Linked DNA regions of Homo sapiens: region 1 is linked to region 2. Evidence: chromatin loops called from intact Hi-C (ENCODE). Cell type or tissue: B cell. All regions are shown on one strand. Links, peaks and the distances in the headings refer to the core of each region. The heading gives the core; the rest is flanking DNA.

Region 1 (16,605 bases), core at 4,082-12,081, 240 kb before region 2:
AAAGTCACACATGGATGTAAGGAACTCATTCAAATTACAGAAGTGACGAATAACGTTAACAAAAGAAAAATTCACCAATACAGTTTCAGATTCCTCACTGCACCTAATCTGTATGAAACTACCACTGGTTACTTCAAAGAAGTACAGGGTGAGTATACTTCTATAAATGCTTGTGATCAGAAGTGTTTTGGATTTTGCAATTTTTAATATCTGCATATGCCTAATGAGATATCTTTTTTTTTTTTTTTTTTTTCCCCGAGACAGAGTCTCGCTCTGTCACTAAGACTGTAGTGCAGTGGTGCGATCTCGGCTCACTGCAACCTCTGCCTCCCTGGTTCAAATGATTCTCCTGCCTCAGCCTCCCAAGTAGATGGGATTACAGGTGCCCACCACCAGGCCCGGCTAATTTTTTGTATTTTTAGTAGAGATGAGGTTTCACCATGTTGGCCAGGATGGTCTTGAACTCCTGACCTCAGGTGATCTGCCCGCCTCAGCCTCCCAAAATGCCAGGATAATAGGCGTGAGCCATGGCACCCGGCCCTAATGAGTATCTTAAGGATAGGATCCAAATCTAAACATAAAATTCATTTATTTTTCATATATGTCTTATACACACAGCCTGAAAGTAACTTTATTATAATCTTTTAAATACTTTTGTGCATGAGACGAAGTTCTGACTGCAACTGCTCATATGAGGTTGGGTGTAGAATTTTCTACTTACGGCGTCATGTTGGTGCTCAAAAAGTCAGATTTTGGAGCATTTCAGATTTCAAATTTTCAAGTCAGGAATATTCAACCCATACATACTACTACATGGTGTAGTATCAAAGAAAATCCTCTCCAATAATCCTGGCACTTTTGGGAGGCCAAGGCAGGACTGCTTGAGCCCAGGAGTCCAAGACCAGACTGGGTGACACAGCGACACCCTGTCTCAAAAACAAACAACAAAAAAACTTCCTATAACCGTGTGAAGCCAGATTTTCCTTCTTTTTTTTTTTCAGACAAGTTCTCGCTCTGTGGCCCAGGCTAGAGTACAGTGGTGTGATCTCAGTTCACTGCAATCTTTGCTTCCTGGGCTCAAGCAATCCTCCCACCTCAGCCTCCCGAGTAGCTGGGACTACAGGGGCACCCCACCCACCATGCTCAGTCAATTTAAACATTTTTTTTGAGACAAAGTCTCACTATATTGCCCAGGCTGGTCTCAAACTCCTGGACTCAAGCGATCCTTCTGCCTAAGCCTCCCAAAGTGCTGGGATTACAGGTGTGAGCCACAGTGCCTGGGCCAGATTTTCTTTATGTGCTTCAAACAAAAGAACACATTGCAACAGATTGAATGCAGAAGCAGAAATGAGAAGCCAGCTATCTCAGCCAGACAGAGAGATCTGCAAAAATGCCACTCTTCACTGAAAAAAAAAGAAAAAAATTTTTTAAAATAGATACATTTTGTGGTTCTCAATATTTTAACAGGGTAAAGTGGCTCTGACACCAACACGTGTGAGAAGTGCTTATCTAAACAAAAGCACTGGAGACACAGAAGTGTTTACAAACGCAAATCTCAATGTGCTGGTTCAGTCTGTTGGCCAATGGACTCCCAAGCCCCAGAGCCCCCAGCACAAATACTCTGCTACTGTTTGTACTCAAGCACCTACAAAGAGTCAACAGACCACCACCTAAGACATGGTGACTCATCTGCTCTCCTTGCAGTGATCTATTCATTTGGAACAGATGGCAAGCAGCTGGAAATTCGCAGGCCACGGCTGTCGGCCTGCTGCACTCACCTCCGCTTGTGTATACCTCCAACTGTCGGTTGATGTTGGATTTGTCTACCAGGGAATGAAGGACATTGAGGACACTATGAACATTCCAGATTTTGGGATTGGAACGAAGAAAGTCAATCTCCTCCTCTGACTTCTTGGCAGTCTTACAGCGGTACTGACTGAATGACTGAAACTGTTGAGGAAGAAAAGAAACATGCAGTAGTGGTATAAGCCCAAAGTGATCATCCATGTCCACAATGCTGAAAACGAGGCAATGCTCTGGCTCTGGATGGGGCAAGGTGAGGGTGAGATGACCACTTCTCATTCTAAACCATTCCGTACACTGTTTTTCAAAGCCATCTTGACTAAACTGTGAATTCTGTTCATTACTGAATGTTACTTACTACACAGTGAAGTAAAAATCTCTAGGATTAGAGGTAGTCTGTGGTAAAAACATCCAATCTGGAGTCAAACACAACCCAAAGTCACTTCCTGTCTCTGGGCCTCACAATGCAGTTGACCGGGCCACCAGAAACACCACAGGGGCTCTTGTACCATCTATTCAGATGCAGCTAGACTGTGGTACGCCCTGGGTTATGGGCAGTGATGTGGTAATAGGTATCTGCACGTGTGAGCCTTCCCTACCACAGCTGACCATCAGTTCCCAGACTATGTCACCTCTCTACCACTCTCAACCAGAGTCGTCTGGCCAAGCACAACGAACACAGAGAAGATATGCCACAGGAATCTGTTTGGGACAGAAGTAGAACCTGGAAGCACTCCTGGCCTGGCTCCAGCAGTCACACAGATGGAACACAACAGACCTACCTACTCAATTTTTTAAAGTTCTCTGGTTGAATCTGGTGTGCATCAGGTTTGGAAATCACAGACCTAAAACCTAGGTCTTAGAAGATCTAAGACTGTTCTTCAACTCTTCCAGCAGAGATCAGAGGCTCACCCCTGTAAACCCAGCACTTTGGGAAACTGAGGTGGGCAGATCACTTGGGTCCAGGAGCTCAAGACCAGCCTGGGAAACATGGCAAAACCCTATCGCTATAAAAAACACAAACGAATTAGCCAGGAATGGTGGCAGGCACCTGCAGTCTCCGCTACTAAGGAGGCTGAGGTACGGGCTTTGCCTGAGCCCAGGAGGCGGAGGCTACAGTGAGGTGAGGTTGTGCCACTGCATTCCAGTGTGAGTGACAGAGTAAAACTCTGTCTCAAAACACAAAAAATTATCTTCTTCTAGACTGTGGGACAAAATGCTAATTTTGTAATATAAAAACAAAGAATATGCCAGGCACGGTGGCTCACGCCTATAATCCCAGCACTTTGGGAAGCCAAGGTGGATGGATCATGAGATCAAGAGTTCGAGAACAGCTTGGCCAACATGGTGAAACCCCATCTCTACTAAAAATACAAAAACAGGCCGGGTGCGGTGGCTCATGCCTGTAATCCCAGCACTTTGGGAGGCCGATGCAGGCGGATTACCTGAGGTCGGGAGTTTGACACCAGCCTGACCAACATGGAGAAACCCCATCTGTACAAAAAATGCAAAACTAGCCAGGTACAGTGATACATGCCTGTAATCCCAGCTACTCGGGAGGCTGAGGCAGGTGAATCGCTTGAACCTGGGAGGCAGAGGTTGCGGTGAGCCAAGATCGCACCATTGCACTCCAGCCTGGGCAACAAGAGCAAAACTCCGTCTCAAAAAAAAAAAAAAAAAAAAAAAAAGCACCAAAACAAAAATAGCCAGGTGTGGTGGCACATGCCTGTAATCCCAGCTACTCGGGAGGCTGAGGCAGGAGAATCCCTTGAACCTGGGAGGCAGAGGTTGCAGTGAGCTGAGATCACGCCACTGCACTCCAGCCTAGGTGACAGAGCAAGACTCCGCCTTAGGGGGGAAAAAAAAAGAATATCCAGAATATATAAAGAATTCTCAGGCTGGGTGCGGTGGCGCTTACACCTGTTATCCAAGCACTTTGGGAGGCCGAGATGGGTGGATCCCTTGAGGTCAGGAGTTCAAAACCAGCCTGGCCAACATGGTGAAACCCCGTCTCTACTAAAAATGCAAAAAAAAAAAAAAAATTAGCAGGGCGTGGTGGTGCACACCTGTAATCCAGATACTTGGGAAGCTGAGGCAGGAAAATCGCTTGAACACAGGAGGTGGAGACTGCAGTGAGCAGAGATCATGCCACTGCACTCCAGCCTGGGCGAAAGAGCGAGACTCTGTCTCAAAAAAAAAAAAAAAAAAAAAATCCTACAAAGAATTCTCGTAATGCAATTAAAAAAGCAATCAAATAGAAAACAGGCAAAGAATAGTGATGATCACTTCAAAGAAAACAAAATTGACAATTAATATGGGAAATCAGAAAAGTATGATTTTTTTTTCTTTTTCTTTTTTTTTTTTTTTTGAGATGGAGTCTCGCTCTGTCTCCGAGGCTGGAGTGCAGTGGTGCAATCTCGGCTCTCTGCAAGCTCCGCCTCCTGGGTTCACGCCATTCTCCTGCCTCAGCCTCCTGAGTAGCTGGGACTACAGGCGCCCACCACCATGCCTGGCAAATTTTTTTGTATTTTTAGTAGAGACGGGGTTTCACCGTGTTAGCCAGGATGGTCTCAATCTCTTGACCTCATGATCCGCCTGCCTCGGCCTCCCAAAGTGCTGGGATTACAGGTGTGAACCACCGCGCTGATTTTTTTTTTTTTTTTTTTGAGACGGAATCTCACTCTACTGCCCAGGGTGGAGTGCGGTGGTGTGATCTCAGCTCACTGCAACCTCTGCCTCTCGGTTCAAGTGATTCTCATCCCTCAGCTGCTGAGTAGCTGGGATTACAGACATGCACCACCAAGTCTGGGTAATTTTTGTATTTTTAGTAGAGACGGGGTTTCACCATGTTGGCCAGGCTGGTCTCGAACTCCTGGCCTCAAGTGATCTGCCCGCCTTGGCCTCCCAGAGTGCTAAGATTACAGGCGTGAGCCACTGCGCCCGGCCAGAATTTCTTTCCCATTGAACTGACAAAAATTAGACAGACTGATAATATCCAGTACAGAAAACAGTTGGTCTTGGCTAGGCATGGTGGCTCACGCCTGTAATCCCAGCACTTTTGGAGGCTGAGCAGGGAGAATTGCTTTATCCCAGGATTTCAAGACCCCATCTCTGCAACAAATTAAAAATCAGCTGGGTGCACCTGTAGTCCGAGCTACTCAGGAGGCTAAGGTGGGGGGATTGCTTGAGCCCAGGAGGTCAAGGCTGCAATGAGCTATGATCACACCACTGCACTCCAGCCTGGACCATAAAGGCAAGACCCCCATCTCTTAAACAAAGAAACAAAAAAACCAACAGTTGCTCTCAAACACCGCTGGTAGTAACACAATTTGATACAGCCCATTGGTGGGACAATATATTACTATTTATTATAATTCAAAGTGATTGAAACGTTCTTTTATCTTGATTGTGGCACTGTACACATTTGTTGAATCTCATCCACTGTACACTGATTCTGGTACATTTTATTGTATATTAAACTACACCTCATGGCTGGGCATGGTGGTTCACACCTGTTTTTTGTTTTTTGTTTTTTTTGAGACAGAGTCTTGCTTTGTCACCCAGGCTGGAGTGCAGTGGCGCAATCTCAGCTCACTGCAACCTCCACCTCCCAGGTTCAAGCGATTCTCCTGCCTCAGCCTCCTAAATAGCTGGGATTACAGGTACCTGCCACCACGCCCGGCTGATTTTTTTGTATTTTTAGTAGAGACGGGGTTTCACCATGTTGGTCAGGCTGGTCTCGAACTCCTGACCTCGTGATCCACCCGCCTTGGCTTCCCAAAGAGCTGGGATTAACAGGCGCGAGCTGGTGGCTCATCTCTACTTAAAAAAATAAACTATACCTCAGTAAGCTGATTTAAAAAAACTTAAAAAGCAAGTATCGTTCAATCCACAATTCTACTTCTAGGTAGTGATCCCTAAAAATATGCCTGTGTACAACATATATATGGATATTCACTGATTCACTGCCTGTAATTGTGGAAACTGACAACCCAAAGGTTCATCATCAGAGGCATGGTATATCCATATCACGCACACTGCAGCAAAAGAGCAAGTCAGGTCTATGAAAATATGGTTTAAGTGTGTTAACAAGTCACAGTAAATGGCACAATAGAGTACGTAACCATTTTTGAAGTGATCTCTCTTTATACAGTCATGTTTATGTAAGTGCCTGAGAAACATCAACAAGGTGCCTTTCCTTCCAGACAGTAATTGATACCTCTGCAAAAGCAAGCAAGGCAGGCACTTTCACTATATCTGTAGTTTGAAAAAACAAAAACAAATAAATAAAACAGGGTGGCGAGGAAGAGCCACCTACCCCATGTGGCATCTACCTGGCCAGGACGAAATACACCAGCCACTTACTGACCCTCACTGGACAGTCTTTGTTAGAAAGCACCGTAAGCCCCTTAACAACAACACTGGCTAAGCCCAGGGAATTATGATTATCTTAAGAGGGATAAAGAAAATCAGCACGGATGATCCTTCTTCACTTGCTCTAAGTCAAAAAGACTGCTATTCATCTATAAATATTCCAAATAAAAGGATGACACAAGCCAAGGAGCCAGAGGGCAAACAAGGCCAGTACGGTTTGTGGCCTTTGCTATGAAAGGCACTGAAGCCTAATCTTGAGCAGGAAGCCTCCTTCTCAAGGAGCACTATGAAGGTTTCTCAGCTCACCACTCGTAACGGTTCAGCACTTTGTATACACAACGTCTCCCTGGTTCACGGAGTTCTAATAACATCTTTATTAAGATACCAATTTATCCTGAAATAATCAGTTAGAGCTATAGACAGCACAAAAAGGGGGAAAAGAATTATATTTTGTCAAATTATATATTTTATTTTTTTTGGTTTTTTTTTTGAGACAGAGTCTCACTCTGTCGCCAGGCTGGAGTGCAGTGGCACGATTTTGGCTCACTGCAAGCTCTGCCTCTCGGGTTCGAGCGATTCCCCTGCCTCAGCCTCCCGAGTAGCTAGGATTACAAGCGCACACCACCACGCCCAGCTGTTTTTTTTTTAGTAGAGATGGGGTTTCACCATTGTGGCCAGGATGGTCTCCATCTCCAGACCTCGTGATCTGCCCACCTAGGCCTCCCAAAGTGTTGGGATTACAGGCGTGAGCCACCACGCCCAGCCTATTTTATGTTTTGTAGTCTCTATTTCTCGAACTCCTGGACTGAAGCGATCCTACTGCCTTGGACCCCAAAAATGCTGGGATTACAGTTGTGAGCAATCTGTATTTTTAAATAGAAGGACTGGGCTAAATAAGATGGAAAAGAATAATGATGACATTGAACATCATCACAATCAACAGGCAACGTGTATTAATTATTCTGTGACAGGCACTATGCTAAACACTCTATACGTAGTATCTCAGCAACATTCGCAGCAATCCGTTTTAGAGATGGGGAAACCAATGCACAGTGTGGTTAAGTAATGTGCCCACAACAGAACATGTTACCATTTTAAAATGGGCCAGTAGGCCAGGCGCGGTGGCTCACACCTGTAATCCCAGCACTTTGGGAGGCCAAGGAGGGCGGATCACCTGAAGTTGGGAGTTCGAGACCAGCCTGGTCAACATGGAGAAACCCCGTCTCTACTAAAAATACAAAAATTAGCTGGGCGTGGTGGTGGGCACCTGTAATCCCAGCTACTGGGGAGGCTGAGACAAGAGAATCGCTTGAACCCGGGAGGCAGAGGTTGCAGTGAGCCGGGATAATGCCACTGCACTCCAGCCTGGGTAACAGAGTCAGACTCCATCTCCAAAAAAAAAAAAAAAGCCAGTAAACAGCAACAGCAAAACCTGGACTTTTACCCCCAGGCTACACAGCTGCTGTACTTTATTTGCATTTGGCACAGTTCTCATTCGACCTTGAACAGCAACTCCTGAGGTAGGTGATATTCTTGTTGTGATGAAAATGTTCTATTGTATTCTGATCGAGCATACACTTAAGTAACCACCACCACAATCAAGATATAGATGGCTAGGCATGGTGGCTCACTTTGGGAGGCCAAGTCAAGAGGCTCACTTGAGGCCAGGAGTTCAACACCAGCATGGGCAACACAGCAAGACCCTCGTCTCTACAGTAATATAAATATCCACGTAAGTTGGTGTGGGCCTTGTAGTGGCAGCTACTCAGGTGGCTGAGGTGGGAAAATCACTTGAACCCAGGAGTTCTAGGCTGCAGTAAGCTATTATCACTGCACTCTAGCCTGAGCAACAGAGTGAGACCCTGACTCTTTCTTTTTTTTTTTTGAGATGGAGTCTTGCACTGTTACCAGGCTGGAGTGCAGTGGCACGATCTTGGCTCACTGCAAGCTCCGCCTCCTAGGTTCACGCCATTCTCCTGCCTCAGCCTACTGAGTAGCTGGGACTACAGGCGCCTGCCACCACGCCCGGCTAATTTTTTGTACTTTCAGTAGAGACGGGGTTTCACCGTGTTAGCCAGGATGGTCTTGATCTCCTGACCTCGTGATCTGCCCGCCTCTGCCTCCCAAAGTGCTAGGATTACAGGCGTGAGTCACCGCGCCCGGCCTGACCCTGACTCTTAAAAAAAAAAAGATAATAGAACATTTCCATTGTGTGGGTAAAGAAAGTGAGGCTCTGAGTTTAAATAGCACATCACTGTTACAGAGCTACCAGCAGGTGGCAGCACCCAAGTTAGAATCCACTTCCACCTCGCTCCAAAGCCTGTGAAGCCTGTGTTCTTACCACCAGACCACCTAACAAGGTCTAGTAAGAGCTTGATGAAGGTCAGGAGCTGAACTTATCCGACTTCCAGCTTCCTATCTGGAGTGCTTAGGCTTCCCTGCCTCTTCCGAAAGCCAGCTGAAACTGGAGTCTACTGCCATGGGGTATTTTACACTACAATGGGGATATTTTTACACCCTGCAGCTTTTTTACACAAACAATAGTAACAGCTATTCCTGGCATGGACCAGTTATTTCAAATTAGGCTGAAGCTGACCAGATACCTGGTAGATGAACTCATCGATAATATCCCAGAGCCACTGGTTGGGTAGTTCAAGGGGAGCAGGACCATCGGCATCTGTGCAGGAGATCACAGAAAAGTCAGATTCAAAGCAATGACTCTGCCCATTCTGTAGGCTGCAGAATGCTTTGTAATTTCTCTCTTAAAAGGACCATGAATCACAAGACCTCCCCTCTTCCCACCTACACATTAAGATCCTGCTAATTTAAAAAAAAAAAAAAAAAAGCTGGAGGCCAATGCTGAACCTCATCATAACCACACACACCCTCTTGGCCAAATCTCAGACTCACTAAGAATGTAGTTGAAGAGATTGCAGTAGTTGTAATAGGATTCAAACCTCTGCTCCAAGGAAGGTCCCCCCTGTAAAGAAAACAAGAGATATCAAGATACAGATATTTAATTTTAATGTGTTTTACCCATGGTATACTGTGACAGCTGTGAACAAATACAAGAGAATTGGTATCTGTCCTCTCTTTCTTACTATGTAAATATGCAAGTGAGAGGGAAGATAGAAAGTCCTATAGCAGCTGACGCACTGAATACTGCAACACGTGGTTAGGTTCTACAGCAACAGACCTTAAATGACCCTCAGAGCAGGGATGATGATCTGGCAAAGCAGAGAGAAGGAAAAGTGTTTCAGAAAAAAACCACACTAGCAAAGGCGAAGAAGTTAAATCGTGGCACTTGAAGGCTAGGGAGTTAAGAGAAGATAATGCTGCACCGGGCATCACTAGACTACGGGCCAGGAATGTTGCAGTCTTCCAACGCCAAACAAGCATCTAGGTCAGGGGGCCTGCAAATCTATTCCGCCACCTGTTTTGTAAATAAAGAAGTTTTACTGGAACACAGCCATGCCCACTCATTACATATTGTTGATAACTGCCACAAAGACATAGCTGAACAGATCTGACAGAAACCATCATGGCCCTCGAGACTAAAATACTTATTATCTGACCCTCCACAGAGAAGGTGGCTGACCCCTGGTCTGGTCTTTATGTTGCTTGCATCTGAGAACCACTGATAGTTTCTGAGCTGGGGAACCATACCATGAGCAATGTATTTGTGATGGAGAAGAAACACAACTTTGGAGTCAGTCCCACCTCTTATTAACTGTGGGGTTCTCACAAGGTATTTAATCTCTGTAAAATGTGGGCAAAAGATTGTTGACTAGTCACAATGAAGTAAGATTATATAGCTGGGCGCAGTGGCTCACGCCTGTAATCTCAACACTCTGGGAGGCTGAAGTGGGCTGATCACCTGAGGCCAGGAGTTTGAGAACAGGCTGGGCAACATGGCAAGACCCCGTCTCTGTTTAATAAAAGTTATGTAAGGTGCTTAATACATTAAGCACAATCTAAGCACATTCAATGAAAAACTGCTTCCCAAGGGCTTAAAACTGGTCATTTATGTAGGAGTCCTGGTAGCTAATAAAAAGATAACAGCATCAATAAGCTTCTGCTGAATCTTCATCTACAGACCAAACAGAGAGATTAGAGGTGGTAAAACCAGCTATACTATGGGCTATGGTGTCATGGTGTTCCCAAAAAAGCAGTGTACACATAATGGCTAGATTCTTAGCATATCCACAAAGTACCTGAACTTTAGCATCAATGGTAGTAGGGAATCTTTACTTTTTTTTTTTTTTGAGACGGAGTCTCGCTCTGGTGCCTAGGCTGGAGTGCAGCGGTGCAATCTCAGCTCACTGCAACCTCTGCCTCCTGGGGTCAAGTGATTCTTCCGTCTCAGCCTCCCGAGTAGCTGGGATTACAGGCACACGCCACCACGCCTGGCTAATTTTTGTATTTTTAGTAGAGACGGGGTTTCACCATATTGGTCAGGCTGGTCTCGAACTCCTGACCTCGTGATCCACCCGCCTTAGCCTCTCAAAGTTCTGGGATTACAGGCGTAAGCCACAGCGCCTGGCCAGGAATCTTTACTTTCTATCAGATAAAGTAGTCAGAGATCCCGCTGGGATGCCGGAAAAACATGGCCCCTTACTCTGGCAGCAAGAACTTTTCCACCTACCACTACTGACAGTGGCTCCTGTGGCCAAGGCAGGAGTTCTAGCCATATCAAGCGGTCCTCAAGGAGAAGAGGGGTGAGTAACTGTGAGAAACTAGGACCTCCTTAGGTGGAGATCTTGGTGCCAATTTCCTTCACTTACACATGCATGCAAGCACACACATGCTCAATTAACACCATTATGACCAGACATTATTCTAGGCACTGGATTATATTGGTGAACAAGACAAGCACATACCCCGGTGGAGTTAACCTTCCAGTAGATTAAGAAACTCCCTCCCCTAAATAAACAAATACAACGTACAAGAGATAAGTGCTCTGAAGTGCCACGAATATTGCCAGGAGCCCAGGGAGGGAGGGGGAAAGTTTCAGGAAATGAGTGAGAAGGGAAACAGGGCTAAAACCTGGAATTAGTAAGTGTGATGGGAAGTCATGGTAGGATTGGAAGTGACCTGATGAAACTATGTAGCAAAAGGATCATGCTGGTTATTATGTTGAGAATAAACAGCCAAGAGTGGAAACTGACACCAGGTAAGCAGCTCCTGCAGTAATTCAGGGAAGAGATGATAATGACTTCAACTAGGTGAGCAGCAGTGTGGCAGTGAAAAGTGGCTGATTCAAGAAGTATGCTGAAGGCCAGGCACAGTGGCTCACGCCTGTAATCTTAGCACTTTGGGAAGCCGAGGCGGGCGGATTACCTGAGGTCAGGAGTTCGAGACCAGCCTGGGCAACATAGCGAAACCCTGTCTCTACTAAAAATACAAAAATTAGCCAGGCGTGGTGGTGCATGCCTGTAATCCCAGCTACTCAGGAGGCTGAGGAAGGAGAATCGTTTGAGCCTGGAGAATTGCTTGAGCCCAGGAGACAGAGGTTGGAGTGAGCCGAGACGGCGCCACTGCATTCCAGCCTGGATGACAGAGCGAGACTCCGTCTCAAAAACAAAACAAAATAAAACAAAACAACAAAAAGAAGTATGTTGAAGACAGAGCTTAACAGGATTTGCTGGATATCATGTCAGAGAAAAGTCAAGAATAATGCCAAGGCTTTTAGTCCAATTAACTTGGTAATAAACGGTAGCATTTATTGAGATGATTACCATGAGAAAAACTAGTTTAGAGGGAAAATAAGAATTCAGTTTTAGATGTGTTAAGCTTCAGATGACTCAGACAGCCAAGTGCAGATGCTGACAGCTGAATATACAAGTCTGGACTTCAGTGGGGCAACTGAGGCTAAAGATAGAGATTAAGTCATTGGTGTATATAAATAATACAGATGGCATTTTTCTTTTCTTTTTGAGACAAGAGTCTCACTCTGTCACCCAGGCTGGAGTGCAGTGGTACGATCTCGGCTCACTGCAACCTCCGCTTCCCGGGTTCAAGCGATTCTCCTGCCTCAGCCTTCCAAGTAGCTGGGATTACAGGCACCCGCCACCACGCCCAGCTTATTTTTGTAGTTTCATATTTTTAATAGAGACGAGGTTTCTCCATGTTGGCCAGGCTGGTCTCAAATTCCTGACCTCAGGTGACCTGCCCTTAGCCTCCCAAAGTGCTGGGATTATAGGCGTGAGCCACCGCGCCCAGCCTTAAATAGTACAGATGGCATTTTAAGAAACTTTAGGCACTCTAGGCCGGGCGTGGTGGCTCACGCCTGTCATCCCAGCACTTTGGGAGGCCAAGGCGGGCGGAACACGAGGTCAGGAGATGGAGACCATCCTGGCTAACACAGTGAAACCCCGTCTCTACTAAAAATACAAAAAAATTAGCCAGGTGTGGTGGCAGGCACCTGCAATCCCAGCTACTCAGGAGGCTGAGGCAGGAGAATGGCGTGAACCTGGGAGGTGGAGCCTGCAGTGAGCTGAGATCGCGCCACTGTACTCCAGCCTGGGCGACAGAGCGAGACTCACTCTCTCTCAAAAAAAAAAAAAAAAAAAAAGAAACTTCACGTACTCTATAATTTAGAAGTCGGGAAGAACAGAATCTAGCAAGTGCTCAAAGTTGGGATAATGTGTAGAATACTGGTGTTATAACAAGCTGGTCTAGATTCAAGGAGTTTTGTCACTTACTAGCTGGATAAATTTGAGAAAAGGTAACCTCTTGGCACCTCGGGTACCAACTTTGCACGATTGATAGTAGAATTAGATATGTGAAGATGTGTGCTAAGTGCCTAGCATTGTGCTTGGCATACAGTGACAGTGTTATGTACATCTCAGAGAAACAGAGGCTCAATGCTCTGAAGGGAAAAAGAACCCCAAGCAGAAGCAGCAGCAGGTACCTGGAAATATCCTATGAGGCTGGCAGCCTATAACCAGTGCATGGGTGATTGCCCAGTCCAGGAGAATTGTGGGGACAGAGAAATTTAAAAGAATGCATAGGTTATATAGCGTTAGTGTGTCTGAACAGCTTTCTGGGTTAAACTGTTCCTTCCACCGCTTCTTAAAACTCAAAAACATGCCAATCATGCCCAGACACTGAACCAATATAAACAAATGACTGTGTTCTAGGGACAAAAACAGCACAGAGTTAAAAAAACAAAAACAAAAAAAAAACTGCGACACTTAAATACTTACACTGACTTTGGCATATATGTGCCTGTAGTATAATTCTTTGTATAAAATCAGGAAGACAGCATCTGAAAGAGATGGCAGAAGGGTGCTTCACTAACCATAAAACTGGGGTATCCTGGCAGCTTTAGCTCTTTGGTGGGGAGGAATAAAGGTAATTCTGAAGACTAAACAACATCTAAATTGCTATGCATATGCCCCAAGAATACATGCAATGAGAAAATCCACTTCTCATTTGACTCCATCAACCTCAATCTCTGTCGATGAGATTAAGATCTCATTCAGATCTATTTCCTTTCACCATTTAGAGACTTCTGCCATCCAAGTGCATAAAAAAACCAGCACACAAGAGTAATTAGACAAGCGTGGTGGTGCGCACCCATGGTCCCAGCTACTCGGCAGGCTAAGGTGGGAGGATCGCTTGAGCCCAGCAGGCACAGGTTGCAGTCAGCCATTATCACACTACACTCCAGCATGGGCAACACAGTGAGACCCCCATGTCAAAAAAAAAAAAAAAAAAAAAAAAAGGAAGAAAGAAAATATTAATTTCAGAATGTTGTTTGTTTGTTTGAAGACAGGGTCTCGCTCTGTTGCCAAGGTTGGAGTGCAGTGATATGATCATGGCTCACTGCAGCCTCGACTTCCAGGGCTCAAGTGATCCTTCCACCTCAGCCTCCCGAGTAGGTGGGACTACAGGCATGTGCCACCATGCCTGGATAATTTTTTTAAAAAATTTTTTGTAGAGAAGGGGGTCTCCCTATGTTGCTCAGGCTAGTCTAAATCTCCCAGCCTCAAGAAATCCTCCCACCTCAGCTTCCCAAAGTACCAGAATTACAGCCGTGAGCTACGACACCCAGCCACAGAATGAGTTTTGAACTCATTCTGTGTTTAGTCAATTGAGAGTAAATGTTCAGGCCAGGTGCAGTGGCTCATGCCTGTAATCCCAGCACTTTGGGAGGCTGAGGCGGGTGGATCATTTGAGGTCAGGAGTTCAAAATCAGCCTGGCCAAGATGGTGAAACACCATCTCTACTAAAAATACAAAAAATCCGCCAGGTGCCTGTAATCCCAGCTACTCGGGAGGCTGAGGCAGGAGAATTGCTTGAGCCCAGGAGGCAGAGGTTGCAGCGAGCAGAGATCGCGCCACTGCACTCCAGCCTGGGCAAGACAGCAAGACTCCGTGACTCCATCTTAGGGGGAAAAAAAAAAGGAGTTAAGTGTTCAAAAAAACGTTAGCTATAACAAAACAAATGAGAGACTTGTACACTGAAAACACAAAACACTGGTGAACGCAACCAAAGACCTAAATAAATCAAAGACATCCCATGTCCATAGATTGGAGGACTTAATATTGGTTTTTTTTTTTTTTTTTTTTTTTGGGACGCAGTCTTGCTCTGTCGCCCAGGCTGGAGTCCAGTGGCGCAATCTCAGCTCACTGCAAGTTCTGCCTCCCGGGTTCACGCCATTCTCCTGTCTCAGCCTCCCGAGTAGCTGGGACTACAGGTGCCCGCCACCATGCCGGCCTGCCCAGATAACTTTTTTGCATTTTTAGTAGAGACGGGGTTTCACCGTGTTAGCCAGGATGGTCTCGATCTCCTGACCTCGTGATCCGTCCACCTTCACCTCCCAAAGTGCTGGGATTACAGGCATGAGCCACCGCGCCTGGCCTGGAGGACTTAATACTGTTAAGACGGCAATACTCCCCAAAGTGATCTTCAGATTCTAGGCAATTCCTCTCAAAATCCCAGCTGGCTACTTTGCAGAAATTGACAAGTCCATCCTAAAATCAATAAGCAAATCCAAGAGACCCAGAATAGTCAAAACAATCTTGGGGAAAAAAAAAAAAAGAACAAAGTTGGAGGACTTACCAATTCCCAATTTCTTTCTTTCTTTTTTTTTTTTTGAGGCGGAGTTTCGCTCTTGTTGCCCAGGCTGGAGTGCAATGGCGCGATCTCGGCTCACCGCAACCTCTGCCTTCCGGGTTCAAGTGATTCTCCTGCCTCCACCTCCCAAGTAGCTGGGATTACAGGCATGTGTCACCATGCCCGGCTGATTTTGTATTTTTAGTAGAGATGGGGTTTCTCCACGTTAATCAGGCTGGTCTCGAACTCCCGACCTCAGGTGATCCACCCGCCTCGGCCTCCCAAAGTGCTTGGATTACAGGCGTGAGCCACTGCGCCCGGCCTACAATTCCCCATTTCAAAACTTACTACAAAAATATAGTAATCAAGACAATGTGGCTGGGCACAGTGGTGCATGCCTGTAATCTCAGCACTCTGGGAAGATCACTTGAGGTCAGGAGTTCAAGATCAGCCAGGTCAACAAAGTGTGACCCGGTATCTACAAAAAATTTTTAAAAATTAGCTGGGCAGGCTGGGTGCGGTGGCTCATGCCTATAATCCTAGCACTTTGGGAGGCTGAGGTGGGCGAATCACCTGACGTCAGCAGTTCGAGACCAGCCTGGCCAACACGGTGAAACCCCGTCTCTACTAAAAATACAAAAATTAGCTGGGCGTGGTGGCGGGCGCCTGTAATCCCAGCTACGCGGGAGGCTGAGGTAGGAGAATTGCTTGAACCTAGGAGAATCGCTTGAACCTGGGAGGCGGAGGTTGCAGTGAGCCAAGATTGTGCCACTGTACTTCAGCCTGGGAGACAGAACGAGACTCCATCTCAAAAAAAATAATAATAATAAAATAAAATAAATAAATAAATAAATTGGTGCCAGGGTAGCTGAATATCCACAAGCAAAATAATGAAGTTGGATTTGCCTACCTCACCCATATATAAAGGACATCATCTAAGAAAGTCAAAGGTGGGAAGCTAGAGAGCTTATTCCAGAGTGACTGTAATGACCCCCAAATTATAGAAGGAAATAGAAACAAGTCAGTACAAAGATCTAAATTTCACCATATATGAGAGATCTCTGTCCTCTCTTAAATCATCCAGCCTTCGACAAGTTATTTTGCCAAGGACCTACTACATACCAAGCACCAAGGAAACAAAATGGTGAGCAAAACAGACACAGACCCTCTTGAGCTTCCTGTCTAATGACTCAGCCACTGGATTCCACTCAGTGCACAAGATATAAAGAGCTCACACCTACCATTGCCAACCTGTGGAGCAATGGCTTCAGCCTCGGGCCAAGGTGTATTCTTGAAGAATCTTTCAGTCAGCTTGGTCCAGCTAAAAATCAAGAAAAAAATCTCTAAAATTCCAAAAGGACTGGA
Region 2 (8,000 bases), core at 1-8,000:
GCTGCCTGAACACCCTCCTTGAGGGACAGGAACCTGTCTCCCACCCCTGCCGTGAAGAGTGAGGACCAGCCCCCTGTGTGGCCCCAGGGCCTCCTCCATTCCCCAGGCCCAGGCTGCAGGCTGCCCTGGCACTTCCGGCTCCTGTGCCCCCATGCTTTGCCTCTGAGAGGAAAACAGAAGGAAGCTGGTGGCTCAGAACTATGCCAGTGCAGTGCGGGGACAGGAAGTGCGGCTGCATCTCGCTTCTCTTGTGGAGGTGGTGCTGCAGCTGCTGGCTGGGGGCTGGTGGCCCTGCAGTACTTCCCCACCCACTGCCCCTCAGGTAGCTGCCACCCAGGGCTGGCTCCACAGGGGAAGATAAACCTTGTATGAACGTTCCTGTCCCTTGACCGTCCTTTACTTCTCTGTAGAATGGGGTAAAGGTCCTCTCCCTGCGGTCACCCTTGGCTCTGAATGAAGAGGGGGCGGCTGCATGGGGCTCGTAAGCAGCTTCAGGGAGGGTGCTGGCTGCTGGGTTCACAAAGGGAGCTCACAACTGGGCCTCCTTTCCCCTCAGCTCTCCTTCCCCTTCAGCTCTCCCTCCACACTCCGGGTCCTCATTTCCTTTTCCTTGCTTATGAACAACGAGTCAGAGCAGCCCAGCTGCTCAGAGTGTGGCTTCAGGATCAGAGCCCAGCTCAAGTCCTAGAGCCCTTTCTGCACAAGTCACCCAGCCTTTCTTTTTCCTTTTCTTTTTCTTTTTTTTGTGAGACGGAGCCTTGCTCTGTCAACCAGGCTGGAGTGCAGTGGTGCCATCTCGGCTCACCGCAACCTCTGCTTCCCCAGTTCAAGCAATTTTCCTGCATCAGCCTCCCCAGTAGCTGGGACTACAGGCATGTGCCACCACGCCCAGCTAATTTTGTATTTTTAATAGACATGGGGTTTCGCCATGTTGGCCAGGCTAGTTTCAAACTCCTGACCTCAAGTAATCCCTCTGCCTTGGCCTCCCAAAGTGCTGGGATTCCAGGCGTGAGCCACCGCGCCTTTCTGTGCTGCCGTTTCCTCATTGTGCAGTGGGGCTATTAACGGCACCTGCCTGCAGAGACCGTGAGGGTCACCTAAGACAGGACAGAGTGCAGTAGTGGGCACCACCAAAGGAAGCACTCCTGGAACCCAGGCAGACCCCGCCCAGGGCGCCCCGGGTCCCCATCACTTCTTCAAGGCCTTCGGGTCTGGTTTTTGCTTCAGAACTGGCTCAGGAAACCACAGTCTGAATCTTGGCTTCCAACATATCCCTGAGGATTCCTTTGATGTGGCCCTAACGTATCTGCTCTTCATCCCTTCAGTGGCTCTCAGGAGGAGGCTGTTCTGATCTCAGCTCTCGGATGGGGCTGCTGCCCTGAGAGCAGTTGGAAACCCAAAAATGGTTTGGGCAGCTGGGAACGCTTTGCTGCTTCCCCCCGGGGAAGCCTGGCCCCTGCTGGGCTCTGGAGCCGGAGCCTGCCCGGGAGTAACAGCAGGCCTGGCCCTGGACCAGCTTGGATCACCGAGTCCCTCGCGCTCTGGCCTCGGCTTCTCTGGAGCCTCTGGGTGCTCTGGAGCCCAGAGCCCTCCCTCTCCTCTTGGTGGATGAAGAAACTGCTGAACTTTTGCCCAGACAGTTCTCAATTCCAGGCTCTAACCTGTTGCGGGGAAATCCCCTGGTTTCCCCCCAGGCTGCCAGAGCCTGAATGCTGGTTAGCTTATCCGAGGCCGGCTTAGAGGTTGCCAGCCTCACCCTCTGGCCGTGTGGCCTCGCACAAGCTCCTAACTTCCCCGAGCCTCAGTTTCCTCAGTTGTGAAGTGGGCCTAATGCTCATCCACGTGCCCCACAGGATCCACACCTGGGGTACGTGGTTCCGCTAGCTGTGAGTGGGCCCTGGGATCATGCCCCATCTGCTGCTGAGCCCGCCCTCCTCCAGGCCTGGCCCCTTCCTCACCCAGAGACATGAGCTCGTCGTCAAGCAGGGAAACTGAGGCACTGGGCTGCTCAGGGCTGGCCTGCTCGCCAGGGCGGGTGGGCATAGCTGGGTAGGTGGTGCCCGCAGGCGGGAGATCCAGGCCTGAGAGATCCAGCAGGGCCGAGGTGCTCCCTGGGGTGGGAAAGAAGAGGCTGGCAAGTCCTGGGTGTACACGTGTCTCTCAGAGTCCACAGGGGTTGCGGGGGAGCAACACCTAACCCCCGATGCTTTACCACTGGTCTCCTGCCTCCCCTTCCTTGGCCACACCAGCCCCTGCCTGGAAACTGCTCAACAGGACCTCTCTTTGGCATATGATGGTACTTCTGTCCGGAATGTATTTCCTTCTTAGCTCTACTGGGCAAACTGCTACCCATCCTTAAGGCCCTGCTGAAACTTGGCTGCTTCCGTGCAGCGCCTCCATCTCCACTTCTCCCTAACAGAACCAATTCTAACCCCTTTTGTGACCCCCCAAGGCTGCCATCTTACCCTTATTAGACCTGAGTCTGTAATGTTTACTTTTCTAACCCCCCTCGCATTTTCTGATACATAAAGCCTCTGGGGTGTCATCTAGCCCTATACAACAGGTGCCAGATTTGTCAAATGAAAGAATGCCTTCCTTCTTCTGCCTGTCCTCACCAAACCCTCAGCTCCCCCACCAGACTTCTTCCCCCACAGCTGCAGGCTTGGCACAGACTTCACCCCCAGCTCCCTCCCTGGGGCCTTCCCCATCTTAAGGGGCCAGGGTCACCCTGGCAGTCATTCCAGCCGCTCTGAGACCAGCACACCACCCTGCACTCTCTGTGCCCCTCCAGCCTGATGGGTGCCCTCCCAGCTCTCCTGCCACCTCCTCACCAGGGATGGAGCCGGCTGTGGCATCACCGTTGACCTCCTCACCCCGCACCAGCTGCTTATACAGGTTGATCACCTGGGTGAGGTTGTCATTGGCCTGCAGGATCTCCGCTGGAACAGGCAGGAGGGGAGAGGCCAGGCTGAAGGACTGTGGGGGCCTCTGGGCGGCAGGGGACGAGGACCCCACATCCATCACAGCCTGTGTGTGAGGGGAAGGGAAAGGGGCAGGGAAACAGCCCATCTCGTCTGCTGAGACTCTGGCCCTCCGCCACCTCCCTGGTCTCACCTCCCACCCTTCCCTCATTCACTCCCTGCCATACTGCCTGGGCTGTCTCAACACACTGGGCCCGCTCCCGCCTCCAGGCCTCCACTCCAGCTCTGCTCTCTGGCTGCCCCAGATCTCTGCATGGCTTCATCCCTTACTGCCTTCAGGTCTTCACCCAAGGCTCACCTCAGGGAGGCCTGTCCTAAATCCCTCCTGCACCACCTCATCCCTTCCCTGCTTCTCTTCCTCCATGCCACTCACCACCGTGACGAACTGTCGGTGCTCATGGACTTGGTTATTGTCTGTCTCCTCTCACTAAACTACCATGAGGAAGTTTTTGTCAACCTTTTTTTTTTTTTTTTAATATAAATATATTTGAAATAGAGACTGGGTCTCTCTATGTTACCCAGGCTGGTCTTGAACTCCTGGACTAAAGCAATCCTCCCACCTTGGCCTCCCAAAATGCTGGGATTACAGGTGTGAACCACTGCACCCGGCGTTTTGCAAACTTTGATCAGTGCCAGATCCCTGAGGGCCTAGAACAGTGCCTGGCACCAATCAGGCCCTCGGCAACACTGCCTTCCCCAGGTGCCAGGGTGTGGGGCAATCTGGGCAGTGAGCCTTGTGGGTGGGGCTCCTGCTTAATGAGGGAGTGGATGGTACCCAGACCGCAGCCCAAGTGGCCCAGGCTGACACGTGGGCAGAGATCAAGGAAAAGAACCTGGTATGTGGCCCTGGCAGAAGCCGTCAGGCTCAGGTCTGGAACTGCCTGGGCTGTGGGATGCACTCTTAGCTTCCATTCACCCTCATTAGGGAGGAAGGTCTGGGGGCAGATGGCCCTCCGTCTCCCCTGGCTCTGCCACTGTTCTGCTCTGTGATCTGGGCAAGTCATTTTCCTCCCTTAGCCCCAGTTGTGAAAAGGGGATGGGTCTGCCTCCTGTGCAGCTGCGGGTAGTAAATAAGATGCCTGTTAAGGGGGCTGGCCCACAGGGCCTCTCAACAGGGGGGCGGCCCCTGCTCTGTGTCCTCAGAGAGGAGAAACCCAAGGTCGGTGCTGGAGAAGGGGGCCCCCTGGTGGTGGCTCCTTCCAACTGCAGATACTTAGCAGGGCCTGGGGGAGGTGGGGGCAGGAGGTGGAGGGAGAGGGGGGGACCTGACCTCAGCACCTGCCCTGGGCTCACCTAAGGCCTCATCATTGTCCTCTGTGTCACTCGCCAGTCGGAAGAGCGTGGGCCGCATCCGCTCACAGCGCTGGTACAGTTCCTGAGGGCAGCAGGATGGGCGGGTCAGGGTCCGCGTGGGCTGTGGAGTGGGCAGGGAGTGGGGTAGGCAGGGAGGCAGGTGCACCTTCATGAGGTCCTCGCTGCTGCCAGCTGCTGCGCCGCCCTGGCTGTGGCTCATCACCATCTCCGTGAGCAGTTTCACATTGTTGTTCACCTCCTCGATGGCATTCACCCTCTTCGAGATCTTCTCCATCCGCTTCTGGTCCTGGGGACACATTGGCCAAGGGCCCCTGAGAACCTTTGGCCTGGACGAGGCACTGCCCCCTGCCACTTGAGAGAATGTGTGCTGGGATCTGGGTTGACAGCTGGGTGACTGTGGGATCACACTCTGGGTGGGGCTCCAGCAGGCCCTGCCAGGAGCCCCTCATGCCTAGGAAGGGCACGCTGGTCCAAGAAGCCCCCAGTGCCCAGGCCTCTGCACAAGCTCATCAGGATCTTCAGAGATGGCCCAGGAACCTGGGTTTCCAAACCCCTCACCAGGTGCTTCTGAAGGCCCAGGGCCCTAGACCTCCACTGTGGTTCTCAGTGACTCTTGCCCTCCTTGTGTTTGCCCTTTCAAAGGAGGTTCCTGTACTTCATAGTGCAAGGGGACCTCTGTGGTCACCAGGTACAGCCTGGAAACGAGCAGGAAGACCCTTCCAGTGTCTGTCGGTGCCTGGCAGATGGGGGAGCCCGTGCCTTCAAAGGCTGCTTTTGGGAGCAGCCCGGCTTTCCCCTGCCCCTCCGCTTACTGTGCGTGCCCCTCCTTTGCAGAGTGAAAAGTGGCCTCACACAGTCCTCCCACCTTGGCCTCCAAAGTGCTGGGATTACAGGCATGAGCCACCACATCCAGCTTTGAAACTTTTTTTTCAGCACTTTGGGAGGCCGAGATGGGAGGGTCATTGAGCCCAGGAGTTACAGACTAGTTTGGGCAACAAAGGGAGATGCTGTCTCTACAAAAAATAAAATTAGCCGGGCGCTGTAGCGTGTGCCTTTGGTCCCAGCTACTTGGGAGGTTGAGGTGGGAGGATCGCTTGAGCCCAGGAGGTCGAGGCTGCAGTGAGCCATGATCGTGCCACTGCACTCCAGGATGAGATCTTGTCTCAATTAAAAAAAAAAAGTTTCAGCAGGCACCCAGGCAACATATGTATATTTACTTAAAAATTAAACATTTGGCCAGGCAGTGGCTCATGCCTGTAATCCCAGCACTTTGGGACGCCGAGGCAGGCAGATTGCTTGAGCCCAGGAGTTCCAGACCAGCCTGGGCAATGTGGCGAAACCCCTTCTCCACAAAAAAAATACAAAAACTATACCGGTGTGGTGGCACACGTATTTAGTGCCAGCGGCCTGGGAGGTTGAGGTGGGAGGACTGCTTGAGCCCGGGAGGTTGAGGCTGCAATGAGCCATGATCATGCCACTGTACTCCTGCTTGGGCTAGAGAGTGAGTCCTTGTCTCAAAAAAAGTCTCCTCATATACATACACGTATACATACTTACATATATTCATTAGTATTTTTAAATACTAAAAAATAATTTTAAAAATACTTAGTATTTTTAAATACTAAAAAGTAATTTTAAAAATACTTAGTATTTTTAAAAATATACTAAGGCCTAATTCATTTCTAACTTTTGACGAAGAGGTAGCCAGCCTCCCAAAGGCCCATCCAGAGCAAGTCACCCAGGCTGCCGGGAATTCTTCCCTGCACACCCTGGTCCCCCAGCATCAGCTTCTCTGCTGTGCCAGCCCGGGTCACTGCAGGGCTCCTTCCATGTGAAGATGCATACAGCCCCATCTCAGTGGCCCAGCTCAATACCCCCATCCCGCCTCCTCCCTGTGCTCTGGGCTCGGCCGCTACCTCCTGCACCATCTCTTTGATGAGCTTATTGGCTGCGCGGAGGTCTTCGGGATGGGAGCTCTTCAGCAGGCGGGCCAGCATCTGCAGAGACAGAGGGGTGTGACCGTGAGGGCAGCACCTGGGCCAGGGGTCAGAAGACTGGAGTCACATGATGGCTCCCCGCTTCCTGCCTGTGGGACCTGAGTAAGTTACTTAAGCTCTCTGTGAAATGGTGAGAATTTACTGATGCCTGATAGGGTGGCCACAGGCCAGCGGAGACACTGCATGTAAAGTGCACACCACAGCGCCTAGCAGAAATAAGTAATCAACAAATGGTGCTCCTTATATCCCCATGGCTGAGAACCTTTCTGGGACAATGTACAAGAACCTTAACAGTAGACACTCTCCAGGGCTGGGGCTAAGACTGGGGAGAGGGGACCTTTTACTTTAACCTCTTTATTTTAATCTTACCTCCTCCTGGGCTGTTTAACTTTTCACCCACAAGTTTTAATTTTATTAACTTTTAACAAAAAATTAGTGAAATTCTTATAGAAAAGGTCAAAATACCCTCAAACAAACTCCAGGGACACCAGACACACTCCTGTTTATTAAATGTGGGGATGCTGTATGGGACATACTCAGCACATATTAAATGCCCAGTAAACAGCGCCCATCATCTACAACGATGCCTGGGCTCAGTGTGTGCCTCTGTTCCAACGGCTGATGCCAGGGCAGCTAGAGGTCAGAACCCACGGACCCCCACCTGGGCTCAGAGTCCCCATATGTGCCTCCTTGGAGTCTCACCTTGGATTTCTCCTCATCTTCAAAGATCACATTCTTCGGCCGTGGAGGAGGAAGGGGAAAGGTAGTGTCATCTGGAAGCTTGGGGTCGGACTTTACAATCCCTGGATTAGATGAGTGTCAGAAAGGCTGTCAATATGTCCCAGGCCCAGGGGTAGGGGTGACATGGGGATGGGGGCAGGCAAGGGTAGGACAGAAGAGGGAGGTCAGTCTTTTGCCAGCACGCTGGCTCTGGACTCTTAGTGGCCTGGGCCTACTCCTACCTACTCCATCAAAATTGCCTGGGGGAGATGGTTTGGGGACCCATATTTTGAGGCCACTCCCTGGAGACCACTCTTTGAGGGGAAGCTTGATTCGAACTCACCTTCTTTCCACCCAAGCTAGCCTCAGGCAGAGCACAGAAGGCCGCACTAGCTGTATGTACTTTCTCCAGAAGTTAAAGGACAGACCCATGACCTTGCTGGCTCAGAAGCCCCTGAAGCCGCTGGAGCCCCAGCTCATGGTGGGGGAGGGGAAGGCAGGCCCTGGTCGCCCCCCACCCTCTGTGTGCCTCACCCTGCTTCTTTAGCATCTGGTAGGCCTCTGCGATTTTCACCTCCTCGGGCAGGCCCACTGTCCAGCTGTAGAGGAGCTCCAAGATCTTGTTCTTCACCTTCTCCGATGTCCGAGAGCCCAGATACTTCAGGGACACAGTGGGGAGGCCTTTGATACTGCCCAGCCCCACTCACTTCAGTCTCAAGCCCTGTCCACACCCTACTGCCTCCCCAGGACTCCCCGGGAAGCCCTCTAGCCTACAGGGTCCTCATAGCCCCGCCCAACCAGCCTGGGGTAGACTGAGTTCACCTACTACCCCTGCCACTTATTAGCTGGGTCAGCCCTCAGTGTCTGTTTCCCCACCTGCTAGATGGCACCATGGTGAGGATGCAGAACTGACATGAGGGACAGGCCTGCTCATAGTCGGCTCTGGGGACTTAGCCTTGACATCCCAGGAAAGAGGAGCCAGAGGTCT

The links. Hi-C counts contacts between places; a loop is a spot of excess contacts. Peaks named below come from ENCODE experiments on the same cell type or tissue, not always from the same donor. Only the 100,000 strongest peaks of a DNase experiment are listed, where the experiment ranks them.
Region 1: it touches region 2 in a loop (21-fold over the local background); 5 of 110 quality-filtered maps call a loop at or near these places.

The regions. Positions count from the first base shown.
Region 1 is chr22:37,855,521-37,872,125 of GRCh38, reverse strand. EIF3L (eukaryotic translation initiation factor 3 subunit L) reads right to left here. Exons shown (of 13, transcript NM_016091.4): 4 at 16,482-16,561; 5 at 13,386-13,447; 6 at 9,088-9,157; 7 at 8,781-8,854; 8 at 1,779-1,950. Among named protein-coding and RNA genes, the nearest start is that of EIF3L, 14 kb to the right of the region's middle. RefSeq lists enhancers at 9,077-9,576, 14,382-14,882, 14,883-15,383. In B cell, for the core only: CTCF peaks have their summits at 8,245 and 8,446 (motif pointing right); a DNase peak (open chromatin) is centred at 8,465.
Region 2 is chr22:37,619,908-37,627,907 of GRCh38, reverse strand. It overlaps GGA1 (golgi associated, gamma adaptin ear containing, ARF binding protein 1), which reads right to left. Exons shown (of 17, transcript NM_013365.5): 5 at 7,547-7,670; 6 at 6,995-7,095; 7 at 6,212-6,292; 8 at 4,441-4,581; 9 at 4,275-4,356; 10 at 2,832-2,939; 11 at 1,959-2,111. Among named protein-coding and RNA genes, the nearest start is that of GGA1, 15 kb to the right of the region's middle. In B cell, for the core only: CTCF peaks have their summits at 3,944 and 4,154 (motif pointing left); DNase peaks (open chromatin) are centred at 217, 1,673, 4,167 and 6,295; H3K4me3 peaks cover 770 bases; H3K27ac peaks cover 4,376 bases.